Linked DNA regions of Homo sapiens: region 1 is linked to region 2. Evidence: read pairs that join two places in POLR2A ChIA-PET (ENCODE). Cell type or tissue: HepG2. All regions are shown on one strand. Links, peaks and the distances in the headings refer to the core of each region. The heading gives the core; the rest is flanking DNA. Region 1 overlaps LOC105369976 (a long non-coding RNA gene). Region 2 has its middle 32 kb from the start of ATP2A2.

Evidence for each region. Peaks named below come from ENCODE experiments on the same cell type or tissue, not always from the same donor. Only the 100,000 strongest peaks of a DNase experiment are listed, where the experiment ranks them.
Region 1: POLR2A ChIA-PET joins it to region 2 with 5 read pairs; 2 of 35 experiments call an interaction of 5 or more read pairs at or near these places.

What each region holds. Positions count from the first base shown.
Region 1 is chr12:110,075,674-110,086,007 of GRCh38, forward strand. It overlaps LOC105369976 (a long non-coding RNA gene), which reads right to left. Exons shown (of 3, transcript XR_945334.2): 3 at 7,024-7,140. Among named protein-coding and RNA genes, the nearest start is that of C12orf76, 32 kb to the left of the region's middle. RefSeq lists a cis regulatory region at 3,752-4,582 and enhancers at 3,844-3,923, 4,064-4,193. In HepG2, for the core only: no CTCF peak of the experiment used is centred there; a DNase peak (open chromatin) is centred at 4,188.
Region 2 is chr12:110,244,410-110,254,743 of GRCh38, forward strand. No RefSeq gene overlaps it. Among named protein-coding and RNA genes, the nearest start is that of ATP2A2, 32 kb to the right of the region's middle. In HepG2, for the core only: no CTCF peak of the experiment used is centred there; DNase peaks (open chromatin) are centred at 3,062, 3,392 and 5,632; H3K4me3 peaks cover 1,604 bases.

The DNA.
Region 1 (10,334 bases), core at 1,956-6,955, 170 kb before region 2:
ACATTGGGAGGCCAAGATGAGCAGATCACTTGAGGTCAGGAGTTCCAGACCAGCCTGGCCAACATGGCGAAACCCCATCTCTACTGAAAATACAAAAATTAGCCAGAGATGGTGTCAGGCACCTGTAATCCCAGCTACTTGGGAGGCTGAGGGAAGAGAGTTGCTTGAACCCAGGAGGCAGAGGTTGCAGTGAGCCGACATCATGCCACTGCACTCCAGCCAGGGCAACAGCAAAACTCCCTCTAAAAAAAAAAAAAAAAAAAAAAAAAAGAACATTGGCTGTAGGGAACTAATGGCCTGACTTCCAATCCTGGTTTCACATCTTACCTGCTCTGTGACCTTGGACAGCTCTGTTCATTTTATTCATTCACTTATTCATTCATTCATTCCCAAGAGCACCAGGAATAGTGGATATAGCAGCGGACAGGCAGACAAGTCAAATGTCCATCCACTGACAAATGAATCCACAAAAGGGTGTCTGTCCATAAAAGGGAATATTATTCATCCTTAAAAAGTAATGAAGCACTGACCCATGCTTCAACATGGATGAGCCTTTAAAACATTACACTAAGTGAAATAAGCCAAATGCAAAAGGACACCTTTTTTTTTTTTTTTTTTTTTGAGATGGAGTCTCACTCTGTCGCCAGGCTGGAGTGTAGTGGCGCAATCTCAGCTCACTGCAACCTCCACCTCCCGGGTTCAAGTGATTCTCCTCCCTCAGCCTCCTGAGTAGCTAGGACTACAGGCGTGCATCTCCACACCCAGCTAATTTCTGTATTTTTAGTAGAAACGGGGCTTCACCATGTTGGCCAGGATGGTCTCAATCTCTTGACCTCGTGATCTGCCCTCCTCGGCCTCCCAAAGTGCTGGAATTACAGGCGTGAGCCACCATGCCTGACCAGGATACTTCTTTTATGACTCTATTTATAGGAAATGTCCAGAATAGGCAAATCACTTCAGTGTTGCTCTTGCTACCACTCTAAGACATCTATTTTCTTGTCTTTCTTTTGCTTGTTTGTTTGTGACGGAGTCTCATTCTGTCGCCCAGGCTGGAGTGCAGTGGCATGATCTCAGCTTACTGCCATCTCTGCCTCCTGGGTTCAAGAGATTCTCCTACCCCAGCCTCCCAAGCAGCTGAGATTACAGGCACACACCAGCATGCCCGGATAATTTTTGTGTTTTTAGTAGAGACAATGTTTCACCATGTTGGCCAGGCTGGTCTCAAACTCCTGGCCTCAAACGATCCGCCCACCTCGGCCTACCAAAGTGCTGGGATTACAGGTGTGAGCCACTGCGCCTGGCCTATTTGTTTTTCTGCTGAGCTCTTGCACTGATCCCTCACGCTCTCCCCTCTCTACTCCTTCAGCCCTTGTCCTCTATTTCACCATTGCCACCTCCACCACTCCATGGATTCTGTTCTCAATGAGGTTACCAAAGACTTCTCAGTAGCCAGACTTTGTTGATATATTTTAGTCCTTATTTTACTTTATCTCTTGGATGCATTCAACACCACTGACCACTTTCTGCTTCTTGGAGCAGTTTTTTCCCTTGGTTTCCATGACTCTCCTGGGTCCCATGTTCTCCTGGTTTCTCATTTGTACCTCTATGACTCTTTATCTTATCTTTCTTTTTTAAAAATAATTTAATTTATTTATTTTAGAGACTGGGTCTTGCTCTGTCACCCAGGCTGGAGCGCAGTGGCATGATCATAGTTCACTGCCGCCTCAAACTTCTGGGCTCCAGCGATCCTTCTGCCACAGCCTCCTGAATAGCTGGGACCACAGGCACATGCCACCAAGCCTGGCCATTTTTTTTTAATTTTGTAGAGATAGGGTATTGCTATGTTACCCAGGCTGGTCTCAAACTCCTGGCCTCAAGTGATCCTCCTGCCTCAGCCTCCCAAAGTACTGGGATTACAGGCATGAGCCACTGCGTCCGACCTTTGTCTTAACTTTCTCTGGCTCTCTTCTCCCTGTAAATTTCAGTTCCAACAAATTGTCTCTCAGCACTTTTTATGTTCCTATCTGGATAGGACAGGTTATGCTCAAATAAGAAAGCTCTCTCAGAGTCTCATGGCTTATAACAGTGATGATTTAATTCTCACCCACACTACATGTCCATCATGGATCTCCCAGAAGGCTCTACTCTCTGTAGTCACTCAGAGATCAAGGCTAACGGAACAGCCACTGTCTTGAACTCTTTAATGAGAACTATGGAGAGTCTCACAGTAGCAATTAAATGTTCTGACCTCGTGATGGAAAGAATATAAAGTTACCAAAAAAAAAAAAAAAAAAAAAAAGCTCTGACCTAGAAATGCACTCACTTCTACTCATTACTCATTGGTCAAAACTAATCACTTAGTCCTACCCAACCACTAGGGAACCAGGAAATGCAGTTCCCGCATATATCCCCCATGTATCCAGAAACTGCAGAAGCAGAAATATTTGGTGAACAGCGCTAATGACTATTGCATCTTCTCCCTGGGAAATTTCATCCACACACATTGTTTTAAGAATAATCAAATGCTAAATGCGAAGCAGGTGGGAGGAGGGGGTATATATGTATATTATATGTTTAATTATGCATGGAATATAACTGGAAACAGGATCTACTATATAATTTGCAAGGCCCAGTGCAAAATGAAAATGTGAAGTCCGTTATTTAAAAGTTAAACATTTCAAAATGGTGACAGCAAAGCATTAAACAAATTCAGATTCCTTCTAAGTGTGGGTCCCTATATGACTGCACAGGTCCCATGCCCATGAAGCTAGCACATCTGGAAGGCTATACAAGGTGGTCTCTGGGAAGCGAGCTGAGGCTGGGGGAATTAGTCGGTGTTTGACGATTTATTTATCACCCTGCTTGTATCTGAATTTTTTCTACCATATGCGTTCATTACTTTTTTTTTTTTTGAGACAGTTTCACTCTTGTTGCCCAGGCTGGAGTGCCATGGCGCGATCTAGGCTCACCGCAACCTCTGCCTCCCGGGTTCAAGCGATTCTCCTGCCTCAGACTCCCGAGTAGTTGGGATTACAGGCATGCGCCACCATGCCCGGCTAATTTTTTGTATTTTTAGTAGAGACAGGGTTTCTCCATGTTGGTCAGGCTGGTCTCAAACTCCCGACCTCAGGTAAGCCACTGCACCCGGCCTGCGTTCATTACTTTTTAAATCACTGAACGCTAAATCTGTATCTCCAGACCATATCTGAATTCTGTGCATAGTCTATGAATCTATGAACCTATATAACCCACAGACACTTCAAGTCACATCTTCAAAATGAAACGCTTTCCCACAAAACAGTGCAAGTAAGGACTAATGAGAGGAGAGAGTGGAGACAGGCATGGACTATTTCTTCTATAGTCTTGGCTAGGAGGAAAAAGAGGTAAGAGGCCGGGTGCTGTGGCTCATGCCTGTAATCCCAGCACTTTGGGAGGCCGAGGCGAGTGGATCACCTGAGATCAGGAGTTCAAGAACAGCCTGGCCAACATGGCAAAACCTGTCTCTACTAAAAATACAAAAATTAGCTGGGTGTGATGGCGCCCGCCTGTAACCCCAGCTACTCGGAAGGGTGATAGAAGAATCACTTGAACCTAGGAGGTGAAAGTTGCACTGAGCCGAGATCGCGCCACTGCACTCCAGCCTGGGTGACAGAGCGAGACTCCGTCTAAAAAAATAAAGAAAGAGAGGTAAGAATGGTCTTTAATGGAGTCATGGGAAAATGTGTGTGTGTTGCAAGGATGTAGAGAAGATGGAACCATTTGAGCCATTCAAAGATTTTGATAGACTAAGTGGGATGTTGAGAATGGTGGTCTCTGTTTCTTTGTGAAGTAGGAAGCCACGTGTGAAGAAATGGGGATTGGGGATTGAATGGTGGATTTCTTAGTCATGTGTGTGTATGTGTTTACAATTTACAGAAAATCAGGTGACATTCTTCAGCAGAAAAGGGAGGTTTTTCTGAGGAAACACTTATCTCACAGAGCTCAAGTGCAGGAAATGTGGCCCAACCTCATGAGAACCTATTAATAGAATCAGAAACTAAACTGTCCTGAGCTGAAGTTGCTCTTTCAGTTTGAAACTGCGTGGGCCCGCCTCTGTTTGTCTCTCTGTGCGCCCATTGTGAGTCTCTGTAAACAATGGATTCCTCTGTTTCTCCCAGGGCACGTGGTCCAACACTGCCTTCAAGGTTAGGTGTCCACAGTTCGAGTGCAAGCCCAGATCCACTATCCAGTTCCGGAATTCAAGGGGAATGATTGGCCTAGTTATTTATCCCTAGTCCAATCAGCTATGGCTGTGGGCGGGGCCACAAACAAACATGGCGTCAAGCGCTGACGTCCATGAAGGGAGAAGACAGGGAGAAAGGAGGAAGAAGAAAAGGAAGGAGCGAGAGAGAGAGAGAGAGAAAGAAGAGAGAGAGCTCTCAGAGAATAGAGGCTAGGGGACTGCTGATTAAATACCCCAATTCCCTCAGGTGGGACAGCACTGAGGCAGGTCTAGGCAGTCTCCAGGGGACCCTAGTGGGACAGAGCCCAGATGCCCACAGCGATGACCTGCCCTTCCTTTTTTAATTCCACCCCCCTCCGCTCCCACCCCCGAGATGGAGTCTCGCTCTGTTGCCCCGGTTGCAGTGCAGCGGCGCCACATCGGCTCACTGCAACCTTCCCCTCTCGGGTTCAAACGATTCTTCTGCCTCAGCCTCCCCGAGTAGGTGGGGATTACAGGCGCCCTCCACCACGCCCGGCTAATTTTTGTATTTTTAGTAGAGACAAGGTTTCACTATGTTGGCCAGGCTGGTCACGAACTCCTGACCTCAAGTGATCCAACCACCTCAGCCTCCCAAAGTGCTGGAATTACAGGCGTGAGCCACCATGCCTGGTCGTGACCTGCTCTTTAGTGCTTCCTGTGTCGATTGCCTTCCCTTCCCTGCCTCCCTTCCCCATGCCTCTTCCTGGGTCACCTCCCAACAAACTACATTCACCTGAACCTCGTCCAGCCGTTATGTGCTGGTGTTAAGGAGTCTGTCTGGAATTTTCCCTGAGAGCAATAAGTGGGTTTATAAACAAGGGTGTGGCATGATCTCATTTGCAACTCAGAGCACTCTGGCTGCACCCTGGAAAATGGGCAGAAAGGGCAAGAGTGGAGACAGGGTCCTGCCCAGGGAAAGGGTACAGTGACATGGAGGGGGACTGAAGACAGCTCCTTAAAGGACACCAACATCAAGGAGACTAAGCTGAGGCACTAGGGAGGAGAGGAAGACCAGGAGACAGTGAGTATCCAGAGGCCACGGGATGAACACTTCACAAGTAAGCCGGTGGCCAAGGAGATATTAAGAGCGATGGTAAAGCTGTGAAATTAAAGCCGCTCTAGTAAGGGACCTGACAGATAAATTACTGGAACAGAATGGAGTCAAGTATTAAACACGAAGATAGGTGGAACCCGGGTGTGGTGGCTCACACCTGTAATCCCAGCACTTTGGGCAGCCAAAGCAGCAGGATTGCTTGAGCCCAGGAGTTCAAGATCATCCTGGGCAACAGAGGGAGGCCCTGTCTCTACAAGATATAAAAATAAATCAGCCAGTGGTGGTGCACGCCTGTGGTCTCAACCACTCGGGAGGCTGAGGTGGGAGGATCGCTTGAGCCCGGAAGGTCAAGGCTGCAGTGAGCCATGTTCATGCCACTGCACTCCAGCCTGGGCAACAGAGTGAGACTCTGTATGCAAAAAAAAAAAAAAAAAAAAAAAAAAAAAAGTAGGAACTTAGTGTGTGATAAAAACATTTAAATCAAGGGAGAAATAAATTCCTCCAGATAGGATCTTTAAACAATTGGCTACTCATTTAGGGGAGGTCCGAGGGAGAGGAAAATGTACTCAAACTTTACAGATTTGAAAAGATGTGTAACTTTTCAAAATATAAAGTGATAGAACTGTCATAGGTAAACTGAGTCCTTTCCTTATTTTATATCACTTGCAAAGAAAGAACACCAAAATTGGAAAAAAAAAAAAGGCCAGCTGGATTTATTCTCTGGCCAGAGAAGGAGAAGGAGTGACCTCTCACTCCAGAAACACCTCCTCCTCCCCAAGCTGTGGAAAGCTGGAGAATTTTAAAGAGTTAGATATGGGGTGGAAAGGTTTGTAAGTCTGTGCAGGGAGGAACTTTAGATGCGCAGGCACAAACCATAAACATGTGTCTTCATACGATGCATGGTCAGAAAATAGTAATTTTCTTCTATGGGTGGGGATTTTAGTATTATAATAATAAGTTAATGATCTAAAGATAACAAGGAGTCCCTGATTCTGGTTTGCTCTGGTTTCCAGCAGGCCTTACCTTCCTCTGATAATTGGTGAAACATTTTGAAGCTCCCAGGGCATCTAGAGTCCTTGTAAACTAGCATACCTAGAGGTAAAGAGACTGAAAGAAACTGTTTAAGAAATGACATAGAGCTTTTGCAGTTATCGACCACTTAAGAAAATAATGAATATTCAGCTGTTTTGCTCTCTCAGCTATTTCTCCAGGACTGCCCCAACAAGAGTCTCCAAAAGTGAGCAAAATCAGCTACACAAAATGGGACATGCAAGTTACCATTCTATTTGTATTGCACACATTTTGCATTAAAGATAGAAAATGCAAACAAAGATAACTGGACACCCTTTGAAATTACTCAACTGATGATGACACCTCACTCTCCTCTACCTGGCTGGTGTTCCATACTTCTTCCCACAGACTCTGTGAACATGTCCGTACCAGCGGGGCTTTACAGCCACGATACAAGGCTTTTCTTCTTTTTTTCTTTTTTTTCTTGAGATGGAGTCTCGCTCTGTCGCCCAGGCTGGAGTGCAGTGGCACAGTCTTGGCTCACTACAAGCTCTGCCTCCCAGGTTCACGCCATTCTCCTGCCTCAGCCTCCTAAGTAGCTGGGACTACAGGCGCCCGCCACCATGCCTGGCTAATTTTTTTGTATTTTTAGTAGAGACGGGGTTTCACCGTGTTAGCTAGGATGGTCTCGATCTCCTGACCTCGTGATCCGCCCAAAGTGCTGGGATTACAGGCGTGAGCCACCGTGCCTGGCCAAGGCTTTTCTTCTCTGTCGGGTGTGCAATGTTCCAGCCGTGGTTCACTGTGGTTTCTTTCTTGATAACTGCCATGACTAAAACAACATGTCAAAGCAATATTATTTTCCTCTATATTTCTCCAGGGCTATTTCTCAGTGAATGTGCCTTTTTAACTCTCTCTTGCTTCCTTCTCATCACCTAATTCAGAATGCTTTTTCTTTTCAGACCGAGTTTCGTTCTTGTTGCCCATGGGAGTGGAGTGCAATGTCTCAGCTCACTGCAACCCCCGCCTCCTGGGTTCAAGTGATTCTCCTGCCTCAGCCTCTCAAGTAGCTGGGATTATAGGAATGCGCCACCACGCCTGGCTAATTTTGTATTTTTAGTAGAGATGAGGTTTCTCCCTGTTGGTCAGGCTGGTCTCGAACTCCCGACCTCAGGTGATCCCCCTGCCTCGGCCTCCCAAAATGCTGGGATTATAGTCATGAGCCACTGTGCCTGGCCCAGAATTCTTAAAATAAGTTGATCAAGAGTCTATTGCCTAGTGATGTCAGAGGGTTAGCAGAAACCCCCGTGCCTTGGTATCTAAAAATGTTTTTCTTTTAGTTATGCTAAACTGGTGCTGCCTAATAGGGTGGCTACTCACCCCATGTGGCTACTTCAATTTAAATTAATTAAAATGAAATAAAATTTAAAATTCACTTCTTCAGTTGTACAAGCCGTATTTCAATAGCCACATGTAGCTAATGGCTACCATATTGAACAGCAAAGACATACAGAACTTGCCTACCATTGTAGAAAGTTCAACTGGACAGTGCTACAACATCTGTGGGATAGAAGAAAAGGTGAGTTTAGTTGCAAATAAGCAAGTAAGGTAAGGGTAGTCCCAATCAGATAGATGGCATCTATTTTGTGTGAAGTCTTGTGCTCACGCCCATAGTCCCAGCTACTTGGGAGGCGGAGGTGGGAGGATCACTTGAGGCCAGGATTTTGAGACCAGCCTGGACAACATAGCAAAATAAAAATAAAAAATATTTTCTTTTCCTTTTTCTTTTTTTTTTTTTTGGAGACACAGTTTCGCTCTTGTTGCCCAGGCTGGAGTGCAGTGGTGCGATCTCGGCTTACTGCAACCTCTACCTCCCGGGTTCAAGCAATTCTTCTGCCTCAGCTTCCCAAGTAGCTGGGATTATTGGCATGTGCCAACATATTCAGCTACTTTTGTATTTTTAGTAGAGATGGGGTTTCACCATGTTGGCCAGGCTGGCCTTGAATTCTTGACCTCAAGTGATCCACCCGCCTCGGCCTCCCAAAGTGCTGGGATTACAGGTGTGAGCCATGAGATGGAGTCTTGCTCTGTCGCTCAGTCTGGAGTGCAGTGGCAAGATCTTGGGTCACTGCAACCTCCACCTCCTGGGTTCAAAGGATTCTCCTGCCTCAGCCTCCTTAGTAGCTGGGATTACAGGCGTGCACCACCACCCCCAGCTAATTTTTGTATTTTTTTTAGTAGAGACAGGGTTTCACCATGTTGGCCAGGCTGGTCTCAAACTCCTGAGTTCAACACAAATATTGAAATAGGAGGCAGGGTAGTCCCAGCCACTTGGGAGGCTGAGGTAGGAGGATCACCTTGAACTCAGGAGGTCAAGACTGCAGTAAGCCATGATTGTACCACTTCACCCCAGTCTGGGCAACAGAGTAAGACCCTGTCTCAAAAAAAAAAAAAGAAAAAGAAAGAGAGAAAGAAAGAAAAAGAAGGAAGGAAGGAAAGGAAGGAAGGAAGGATGGAAGGAAGGAGGGAAAGAATAGAAAAAGAAATAGGAGGCAGAGTTGTCTGATGAGAATGAGAGGAAAGGCAAGAGGGTGGGAAGTGGGATGAGTGTCAAGAAGATTCAAAATAGTTGCTATGGTGAACGGGAGGAGAGCGCCAACAGGGAAAACAGGAATTCCCGGGTGGTGGTAAGAATTAGAGACCATGAATTTGTTATTGCCAGCAGTCTAAGTGACAGATTATGGGAGCAACCTGGGGCCTTCCCACCAACAGGAACGGCCTTCCACCTCCACACCCAGCAACCCACCAGGACTTGCCAAGTGGTTCACATAATTTTAAGGTATGTCATCATTGGTGTCTACTGTTTGTTATGGTGTCAACATGTGTTACTGGGACTGTAACTAGCCAGGCCCAAGATACAGCAGCAAAAGGCTGATTCTGTTGCTCTGCCCATAGATCACCCTTTCCTGGGACTTGCATCCCCTGTCAGGCCACAACATAGAGCAGAAAGCTTTTCTTTGTCCCCTGACTCAACTCAGCCACTGGGAATGACTTGGTTCACTCAGCTTAATCTGGATATACCTACCCTACCTTCTTATAAATGCTGGGTTTATTTAAACCTCAAGATCTCCCCTCTATTCCTCTCTACCCAAGCTGAATACCCATGCTATCCTTGGGAAATTCAAAAAATACCTGTTTCCTAGTCAAGATAGCTGGCCATTTTACATAACAACCCAGGTCTTCTGCAACCCTAAACAAAGGCTGGAGATAGATGAGGAAAACTAAGGCTCTCCTAATGGTGGAGGGTAGAGAGACGTCTGAGGTTTCTGGAGGACTGAGGACCTGTTGTCTTCTCCACCAGTCTAACCAGAACAGGTATAAACATCATGGAAGGAAATTTACATTGATCCAGGACTGGGCTTTTGCCACAAGTTGCAAATTATGTTATTTAGGGTGCTTTTGTGTGAAAGTAGCAGAATGCCTGACTCAAGCTGGCTTAAATATGAAATAAATGGTTATTTCATGTACTAGGATATCCTGGGGCAAGATAAGCTTCAGAGTGTGTTGATTTAGTGGCTTGACAACATAGTCAAGGATCTGGGTTCTTTCTTTCTCTCTGTACTGCCACCCTTGTTGTTGGGTTCGTCCTCAGAAAGAAAGATAATCAATTCTTTTGTCTCTTTCATGGGAAAATCTTTCCCAGAGTCCCTTTCGTCCCACCTCACTCTACCCTCTAGTGCTAGAAGTGAGTCACACGCCTGTTCCTCTCCTGACAAAAGACAGGGAATGACCATGACCTGCTTGGACCAACCATCTGGGTTGGAATGGATGTCGGGGAGTCGTTCACAACATCCATGCCTGGATATAGCAAAGATCATGGAATCTAGGCTGGATGGGAAAGGAATTGGAGGAAGGAGGGTCCTGAGAGGGAGAAAGTGGAAGGGCCAAGGGATTCTGTAGTTCAAAGAACTGCTAAGCTGGAATGACCAAAAGAACAGAAGGTGCAAGCCTGTGATCAGAGAAATG
Region 2 (10,334 bases), core at 2,940-7,939:
GCGATCACGCCTCTGCACTCTGGCCTGGGCAACAGAGAGAATCTCTGTCTCAAAAAAAAAAAGAAAGAAAGAAATGAGGGTGGCTCTGCAGAAGTCTCTCTGCGTGAAAGGGCAGTGGAGATCGCCCACAGTGTGTGGAGCTGCTGGCGTTCATGCCGAGCCGTGGGCCCTCATAGAGCTGGTCCTGAAGGTTCAGCAGCTGTTCGGCATAAGCCACTTCAATCCGCTGGCAGTGAGTTTGGAGAATCTTTTAGCTTTGCTCCTAAAGGTAGATTCCAGGCGGTCTCAGAAGAATGATAAAGGGAGGGAGAAACAGGGCAGATGAATAAGAAAAAAGCTAGAAAAAGATTTGTATTGATGCTAGAAAAAAATGAAAGCTCTTTGTGGGTTTATTTATGCAAAGTAGAGTGCAAATACCTTGACTTGGCTGTTATTTAGGACCTTCCCTCCTCCCCTGATTACCTTCCAAACTGACACACACACCCCAGAGCAATTCAGAGCTCTGGTCTGGAAAATCTTCCCACTGAGGCGTCAGTAGCTTGCCCTGTGATGACAGGTTTAATGGTTTTCTATCTCTGCATTCCACTAGGACCACCTACCCAGAGGCCACGCCCTACTGACCCGGTTAGCCAGAGCCTGAGACTAAGCGTGAGCACACAGAGGGCAGTACCAGTGCAGGCGCCGGGAGAGCTGCGTTTTGCTTTGAGTGAATCGCTCTGGTTGGCTGTGTGGCCATGTCCATGTTGCTTGCCCTCTCTGTAATTCAGGGTCCCAAATTATATAATGGGACTGATGGTTCTTGTCTCCTAGAAATGTCATGAGAACAGAGTAAATTATTGGTCTTCACCTTTTTTTTTTTTTTTTGAGGTAGGATTTCCTAGGCTCTCTTATACCAGAGAAGAAAATGTCCTTAGAAGACATTTAATCAGAGAATAGACAGAGAGAAGGCAAACTTGCTCACAACCTGCCTTGAAGTCTCTTACATGTCTCCTTCCAGAGAAGTCCAAGGGAATCTTCAGTAATTGCTGGACAGCAACCTGGAGTAGGGGGTGGAGGTGATGTATTTTTCTTTCTTCCAGTTTCCCCTTCCAGTCTGATCTCTCTTTGAGTGACACTGATTGGGGTGGGCCAAGGGTCATGGGTGAAAACGTCCCCGCTGCTCAGGTCTGCTTATTGGATAATACACCCATCAGCCTGCCCTCTCCGTGGGCAAAGCCCCAGCCTTTGTATTGATGTGTGTTTGATTGTTTAAAGGCAGCCCTGCTGGCTCAGTGCCCCCTGCTGGCCTCCATCTGTGGCAAAGAGCACACAGCCAGAGAGCAGCAGTCACTGAGGGCAGGGCCAGGGCAGCACCAGGCTTCCCAGTCACCTGCCTGCAGTGCCCAGGAACTCACTGTCAACTCCTTGTCCTTATGAAAGTTCCTCGGGTTCTCCTTTTCATGATTGTATTAATCTCCTGTTGTAACAAATCACCACAAATCCAGTAGCTTAAAACAACATGAATGCATGATCTTCCATTTCTGGAGGCCAGAAGTGCAAAGTGGGTCTCACAAGGCTAAAATCAAGGTGCTGGCTTGGCCGTGTTCCTTCTGGAGGCTCTAGAGGAGAAGCCATTTCCTTTTCTTTCCCAGCTTCTAGGGGCTGCCCATATTCCTTGGCTTGTGGCCTCTTCCTCGTCTTCAAAGCCCGTCGCTCCAGCCTGTTTCTGTCCTCACGTGTCCTCCCCAACTCTGACCCTCCTGCCTTCTTCCTGTAAGAACCTTATGATTAAGTTGGGCCCCAGCCCTGTCTGTCCTTGGGTTTCTAAGGATTTCTCAGGAATGGAAGTGCTGTTCCTTGTCAGCTGGGAGCCAGTGGGATAAGTGCATTGATTAGGAAGTTTCCTGAGGACAGGAGGCACCCAACCTTACAGGCCTTTGACACCCTCCCGCCCAAAGCAGTTGATGACCAGTGAGAGGACTGAGAGTCCAGAAATAAAAAGAAGCGGGACCCCATATGTCTGGATTATAAGAAACTCAATTGATAAGGATGAGAGCAGGCAAACGGGCTGATGTCACACACAAGCAGCCTGATCAACGACCTTCTCCCTTGCCCCAATTCTGGAATCACTTCACCAAAGCACCACCATGCTTTCCATCTCTTAATGCCTTTATTTTTAGTTTGGGGTATTTTCTATTGTTTGAAGGTTGCCTTGCAACCCGTTCGCCTGGAGGGTTTAAACAATATAGAGTTTCTTTGCTGAGCAGCAACAGTAGCCAAGAGAGACTGAATATAAACTTTTAAGTCTATTTTCTCAGGGTTCCTCCATCAGGAATGGCTTTAAACAGAAGAGCGCACTCCCCTGGCTTGCCTCTCCCTGGGGGAGGGGAGAAGGGTAGCTGATGGAGAACATTTTGTGTTCTCTTATCTTTCATCCTAGTGGAAGGGGATAAGCACCAGAATAGGAAAACAAAATATCTGGCTATTAATATACTCTAAGTCCTCCAGCACATGGATTGGGTTTGTTTATTTGTGAAAGGGAAGGATGCTTTTCTCTGACCTTTGTAAGCGCTTCTGCCAGCTGGGAGGGCCCTGGCAGAGGGAGTGCCCTCCATAAGGTGAAGGGGCCAGGGGGCCAGGGCCTAGCTTCCTAGGAAAAGAGAAAACCCTCAGACTTTTCTCAAGAAAAGTTGCTTTTCAGGATCAACCTGCTTCAAGCCCCAGCAGTGTCATCCAGGAAAAAAAGAGAGAGAGAGAGAGAGCAAGCAGGAGGATTTCTCACGCAAGAGCCAGAGTGTCCCCACCTCCCCACCAGACGTGTATCTCTGTCACCCTGTTTGTACCTAACCTGGGGAACCAGAGAACTGGGCAGCCTTGCCAGAAGAAAGAACACACAGGTTCCTCAAGACACCCACTTATATGGCAGTAAGCAAGGCTAAAAAAGGAGTGTTCCCCTGCCCCAGAGGACAAAGGCTGGCAAGAGGAAGGCACGCAACACTGCCCAGCTCAGGCTCTGCACTGTCATTCTGTGTTTCCCTCGGACCCTGTAGTGGATTGAACCAAGGAGTGCCCTGGAGTAGGTCATCATTTTCTGGGCGGCTAGTTAATGATAAGCTTTCAGCTGGGAAGGAGCCAGAAGGAAAGAGGCTTCCTCAGGGGGCAGGAGCACGCAGGCCTCCAAGCCCCACACCTGCTGTGTCATGTCAGAGGTGCCAGAGCACCCTTTGACTGCCTGAAGAGGTCTCGGCTTGCCACCCACCAGGGTCAGGTCGTCTCAGGTCCCCGGGGAGGTTTGACTAGCCAAGAGCCCCAGGCAGAGGCACCAGGAGAGGAGAGCAGCATTGGCAGGGCCTGCCCTCTCCCAGAGCAAACAGGGACAAAGGTTGGTGTACTCACGGCTGCCTCTCCCATCCTGCCTGTGCCTGCCCGCCACACCAGATACTCCAGGTTGTCCCAGCATTGCTACATTAGGCAGGAATCTGTCATCTCTGCCTGCTGGGTCACTCATTACCCCAGATCCAATTCCCAGGCAGGGAAGTTTGGGGCATCAGAGCAGCGGAGAAGGCTTTGGCATTCAGGAGCTTTAAAACAGAAAAGCTGTCGTGTCTGTACCTGTTCAGTAGGGAGCCAAACGTGTTTATTGCATGTGTTATGATGCTATCGTGAAAGTATGCATGAAAGGAAATAATTTGTAAGCTCGCTACCCTGCCTGTCTGGAAAAGTGGGGCCCTCTGTGTAAACCCCAGCTCTGCAGGCATTCTGAGAGCTTGAACATTCCTTGTGACTATTTCTTATACTACATTTCACTGCCACCCCAGTGTGTTTGAATTTGTCTCTGCGCCAGCAGGTCGGAGTACCCATTGGGATTCTCTGTGAGAATTCAAACAAGTTGGAGGCGCTGAGGTTGCCAAGTGCAACCAGGTCTGGCACAGACTTGGCGTGAGAGAGAGCAGGAGCAAGAAGGCTTGGACATCATGAATCACTGAAGCCCTGGCCCATATAGCCTTCTTGTTTGGGATTAGTATAGAAGTGTTGTTTTTCCTTCTTTATACCTGAGAATGGCCTTCAGCTGCTGAAATGATGATATTTATCAAGGTAGTACTATACTAAGAACTGAATGAATGATCTCATTTACCTCCCACCTCAAACCCATGAGATAGATACAGATGAGGACCCATGCTCAGAGAATTTGAGTAACATGCTTAAGGTGACCTCCTACTTCATCTGCAGTTATTTTGTTTGTTTGTTTGTTTATTCATTTGAGATGGAATCTCACTCTGTTGCCCAGGCTGGAGGGCAGTGGCACAATCTCAGCTCGCTACAAACTCCACCTCCCAGGTTCAAGCGATTCTCCTTGCTCAGCCTCCTGAGTAGCTGCGATTACAGGCGTGCACCACCATGCCTGGCTAATTTTTGTAGTTTTAGTGGAGACAGGGTTTCACCATGTTGACCAGGCTGGTCTCAAACTCCTGGCCTCAAGTGATCCACCCACCTCAGCCTCCCAAAGTGCTGGGACTACAAACATGAGCCACCTTGCCTGGCCTCATCTGCAGATAAGACTTGCTAGCACCCTATTCTGAAAGGAGAGGAAGAAAGAAGATGAGGATGAGTATTTCTGAGGGCTGTAGTTGTGTACTGGTTTCTTAGAAGCTAGGGCCCTCCTGATTTATATTCCATGGGGCTGTCTGAGGAAGTTGTTTAGCTTTTGAGGTGATAGATGAGGGCTGGGTCACTTCTGTTTGCAGAGTGTGGGCTGAAGGGTAAGTCAGGACATTTCTCCTCTGGTCCCCATCAGGGACTCACAGGCTGACTCCTGTGGCTGTGTTTATATCATCATTTTTAAGGCATCAGTACCAGCATGGCAGCTCTAAGCTCCCTCTTCCTTTTGCCGTCCTCCATGTGGAAAGAAGCCAAACGGGAGAACTTCCCCAACCATTTCCCCTCAGTGCAGCTGGTACCAGCTTGAAACCTAAGACACATAGCACTGCAGCCCGGCCAAAGCATGGCTAATCCGTGTTTCTTTAGACACAGCAGGAAGCTGCTCTGTGGCCTGGTGTCAGGAACCATCTCAGGGCCCATGGGTGTTCTGCTTCCTTGGTTTGACCCTGAGGGGTCAGCTGGCAGGTGAAGCCCATCAACACTGACTCTGTAGACGGGGACTATCATCAGCAGCTTATGGAAGAGAGGGAAGAGGATGTCTGGGATTTGAATCTTTTACTCAGGGCCTTTTCTGGAAAAGCAGTCTCTTTGGAAAAGGAGGATGATAGAGGAGTTTCCATAAGGTGGAAACGGCTCCCTCCATGTGTGACTGTGAGAAGGGAGTGTCGGTCCAGTGCCATGTCCCATTCCAACAGGTGGCCTCCAGTTGCCATCAGTGCCCTTCGCCATGCCTTCGTCCTGGGGGTGGCCTGCAGTGTTGGTAGGGGACCCTGCCTTTCCTGGCCATCCCCATAGGCCACAGGCCCCTCCAGTATGCTGCTCCTGCACGGTGCCCAGAGCCTGTTCCACCCCGCCAGGCACCTCTGTCCGTCACATCGGCTGCACACATCAGCTCTGCCCCACTCTGTGTTTCTGAATTACTCTCACTGGCAACCAGCACAAGCTCTGCCCTCCCAGTGTCCTGATATCCTCTGGTTAATAAGCAGCTCACATAAAGACACCAAGAGCTGTTGCAAGTGGTAGAGAAAAGCCACAGCTCTCTGAATACAGTCCAGGAAGCCCTGGACTTGGCCCAGGAACTTGGTGGCTGTTTCTGTTCTCTGCCCCTTGGTAGCCTTCCTCACCGGGTATAAAAGGGAGAGAAGCTTGAATCCTTACCCTGAGGCATAGGAGACTACAAGGCAGTGAGGGGCTTATTAGTCAATGAGAGACTTTTGCTGAAGCTGGACGACCCTTCCTGGAGGAGTCCTCTTTTCTAAAAGAAAACAAATTCCTGCCCTTTATTCTTTCAAATCTACTTCTAGAAAAGTCTTAGAGTTCCTGTTAATTCAAACACCAATCTCCCACCTTCCCTCTCTCCTGTCTCTATGAGCTGCCTGGGCGGCACACTTCCTACCCACCTGCTCACTCCCTCCATCTCCTATACTGTTTTATCCCCTGGAGTTTGGAGATGTCCCTGTGGAAGGGGACAGTGGGGAGTGTGTGCCAGATCCCCCCCGCCCATTGTCACCTTGGTCTGAATCCAACCCCACAAGGGGAGCTGGAGCCGTCTCCCTGCATCTCCCTGGGCCTGCCCATTGTCAAGGTCCTGGTCACCTTTGAAGCCTCCTGCAGGGATCCCCAGTGCCAATGGAGCCTTTTCCAAAGCCCAGTAGCATGACATTTTAGACTTGGAAATCCCTAGACAAATAAATCTCACTTAATCCTCACCAAGTTGGCCCCCAGTGGAGACAATTGCTTAGCCAAGTTTATCAGGTACCACTAGTTCTTGCAGCAAACATTCCTTCTGTTCCAGGCATTGTGCTCGGGTTGGCAATACAGGATAAACAAGACAAGGTCCCTGTCCTTGCGGAGCAACCAGACCATCAGAAGAGACACACATAAAACAGAGGGGCCTGCTCATTTTGCATGCCTCATACCCAACATTTCTCCACTCTCACAGGCTCTCCAAGTCCCTACTCTTGCCATTTCCCAGCTCTGTAATGTAAATGGCTTACTGTATGCCTCAGGCTCCTCATCTGTAAAATGGGGTTATTAATAGTATCTACCTCGCCTGGGGGCGGTGGCTTATGCCTGTAATCCCAGCACTTTGGGAGGCCGAGGTGGTTGGATCACGAGGTCAGGAGTTCGAGACCAGGCTGACCAACATGGTGAAACCCTGTCTCTACTAAAAATACAAAAATTAGCTGGGCATGGTGGCCCGCACCTTTAATCCCAGCTACTCTGGAGGCTGAGGCAGGAGAATCACTTGAACCCGGGAGGCAGAGGTTGCAGTGAGCCGAGATCGCGCCATTACACTCCAGTCTGGGCAACAGAGCGAGACTCCATCTGAAAAACGTAAAAATAATAGTATCTACCTCATAGGGGTGCTGTGAGGATTTAATGAGATACCATATTTTAAGGCACATAGCAGTGCCTGGCGAGTAGGGCTAAGTCAGCGTTGGCTGCTGTTATTTTCTCTGGAGGATAATATTTGCCAGGGAGAGCAGTGGAATCAGGCAGAACTGGACTGCAATCCTGTTTTCCCCACACATTAACAACTGTATTCTTTTGGGCAAAACAATCTCTCAGCATCAGCTTCGTGGGTAAAGACAAATTACTTCATAAGAATAAACTCAGGCCAGCCAAAGTGCCTGGGTGACAGAGCGAGACCCTGTCTCAAAACAAAACAAAACAAACAAACAAAAAAGAAGAAATTCAGGCCGAGCGCATTGGCTCATACCTGTAGTCCCAGTACTTTGAGGAGCTGAGGCGGGGGATCGCTTGAGCCCAGGAGTTTGAGAGCAGCCTAGGCAACATGGTGAAACCCCATCTCTAAAAAAGTACAAAAATTAGCTGGGCATGGTAGTGAGTGCCTGTAGTCCCAGCTACTCGGGAGGCTGAGGCAGGAGGATCGCTTGAACCCAGGAGGCAGAGGGTTGCAGTGAGCCGAGATTGTGCCTCTGCACTCCAGCCTCAGCAACAGAGCAAGACTCTGTCTCAAAAAAAAAAAAAAAAAAAGAATAAATTCCGGCCGAGTGTGGTGGCCTACACCTGTAATTTCAGCACTTTGGGCAGCCAAGGTGGGCTTGAGTCCAGGAGTTCAAAACCAGTCTGGGCAACATAGCAAGACCTCATCCCTACTAAAAAAAAAAAAAAAATTAGTTGAGTGTGATGGTGTGTACCTATGGTCCCAGCTACTTGGGAGGCTGAGCGGTGATTGTGACACTACAGCCTGGGCAACAGAGTGAGACCCTGTCTCAAAAAAAAAAAAAGAAAAAAGAAAAGAAAGAATACATTCACTGATCTATGTGAATATGTGAAAGTACCAAACACATAGCAAGAGCTCAGCACATGCAGCCTCCTGGGATTTTTTTTTTTTTTTTTTTTTTTTTTGAGACAGAGTCTTGCTCTGTCACCCAGGCTGGAGTGCAGTGGTGGGATCTGGGCTCACTGCAAGCTCCACCTCCCGGGTTCACGCCATTCTCCTGCCTCAGCCTCCCGAGTAGCTGGGACTACAGGCGTCGGCCACCACGCCCGGCTAATTTTTTGTATTTTTAGTGGAGACGGAGTTTCACCATGTTAGCCAGGATGGTCTCAATCTTCTGACCTCGTGATCTGCCTGCCTCGGCCTCCCAAAGTGCTGGGATTACAGGCGTGAGCCACCGCGCTCAGCCCTCCTGGCACTTGTTGAGGCTCTGAGGACCCAAGGCGCCAGGAAAGCAGAGGAGACTCAGTATCCAGTGCCTCCCATAGGAAATGGCTCCCATTCCCCAAGTTAGTCCCAGAAGCTGGACCCTCCCTGATTTGGTCCTCATTCTCCCAGAGAAGCGTGTTCCGTGATTGACTGTGTCCCCTCCCTCTGTCCTCTGTGCCTCTGCACTAAGTACCAGGAGGCCCTCGTCCTGTCCACACTCAGCCATCGCTCGGCCGGAGATACACATGCAGCTCCTCTAATCTTTCCCGGCAGCTCAGCCACCCCGCTCCCCTCACCCCCCATTCCATCCCTTGTTCCCCTTCCTCCTTAATCAAATTAAGGGAAAGAAGAGGATTTAGATAGGGTTGCTAAATATATTTCTGTTCAGGGGAGGGAGAAAAAGAGAAGAGTTTGGAGGAGGAGATAGAGTGTGAAATTCCTTAATAGAATGTGCTCTGAGAGCCTACTTTCTCCAGAATAAGCCGTGCAATCACCTATCTGGATAGAGTTTTCTCTTTGGCAAAGTGCTTTCACATACATTATCTCATTAAGATATGGGCCGGGGTGGCAGAGTGCCCACTCCCCGGAAAGGTCTGCCGAGGCCACTGGGCCTCGTGAGCTGGCCTGACCCTGGTCTATATATTTCACAGGACACCCTGGCCCCAAAGGGGTGACTCGGCTTTCTGTGGAGCATGACACCAGCAGCCGGGCTGCTGACGTCTGGAGGTCACAGTTTCCCTCTGTGTGTTCTCCCGACAGCAGATTCTAGATCTTTTTTAAAGTTTCACTTTTGAAAAACCAGAAGAGTGCTTATTTTAGAAATCTTTGAAAATACATTAAAGAATAAAGGAGAAGAATCATTCATAATCTACAGTTTAACTACTGGTAGTATTTGGGGCAAAACAATCTCTTTGTTTTTGAAATGCACACATATCTTTATGCATATGTGTGTAGGTTGGAAGATGGGGTTATATGCACACATATTGTTTGTATCTTGCTTTTCTATTTATTATTTTTGTGTTCCAGTTCATCAAAAATTCTTCTGAAATGTTATTTTAAAATCGCATGAATTACAAGGGCTGGGCACAGTAGCTCATCTTTGTAATCCCAGCACTTTGGGAGGCCAAGGCGGGCGGATCACCTGAGGTCAGGAGTTCAAGACCAGCCTGGACAACATAGCGAAACCCCATCTCTACTAAAAATACAAAAAATTAGCCAGGCGTGGTGGCAGGCGCCTGTAGTTCCAGCTACTCAGGAGGCTGAGGCAGGAGAATGGCATGAACCCGGGAGGCGGAGCTTGCAGTGAGCTGAGATTGCGCCACCGCACTCCAGCCTGGGTGACAGAGCGAGACTCGTCTCAAAAAAAAACCAAAAAAATTAGCCAGGCATGGTGGCATGTGCCTGTAGTTCCAGCTACTTGGTAGGCTGAGGCAGGAGAATTGCTTATACCTAAGAGGCAGAGTTGCAGTGAGCCAAGACTGTGGCACTGCACTCCAGCCTGGGCAACAAAATGAGACTCTGTCTCAAAAAAAAAAATTACCTGGGTGTGGTGGCACATGCCTTTAATTCCACCTACTTGGGAGGCTGAGGCACAAGAATCACTTGAACTGGGGAGGTGGAGGTTGCAGTGAGCCGAGATCATGCCACTGCACTCCGGCCTGGGTGACTGAGTGAGACTCTGTCTCAAAAAAAAAAAAAAAAAAAAAAAAAGAAAGCATGAACTGGAATTTTTTTCATTATAAAAAATTATACATGTCCTTTTCTTTCTTTCTTTTTTTTTCTTTTGAGATGGAGTTTCGCTCTTGTCGCCCAACTAGAGTGCACTGGCGCAATCTCAGGTCACTGCAACCTCCGCCTCCCAGGTTCAAGTGATTCTCCTGCCTCAGCCTCCCAAGTAGCTAGGATTACAGGCATCCACCACCACGCCCAGCTAATTTTTATATTTTTTAGTAGAGACGGTTTCACCATGTTGGCCAGACTGGTGTCGAACTGCTGACCTCAGGTGATCCACCTGCCTTGG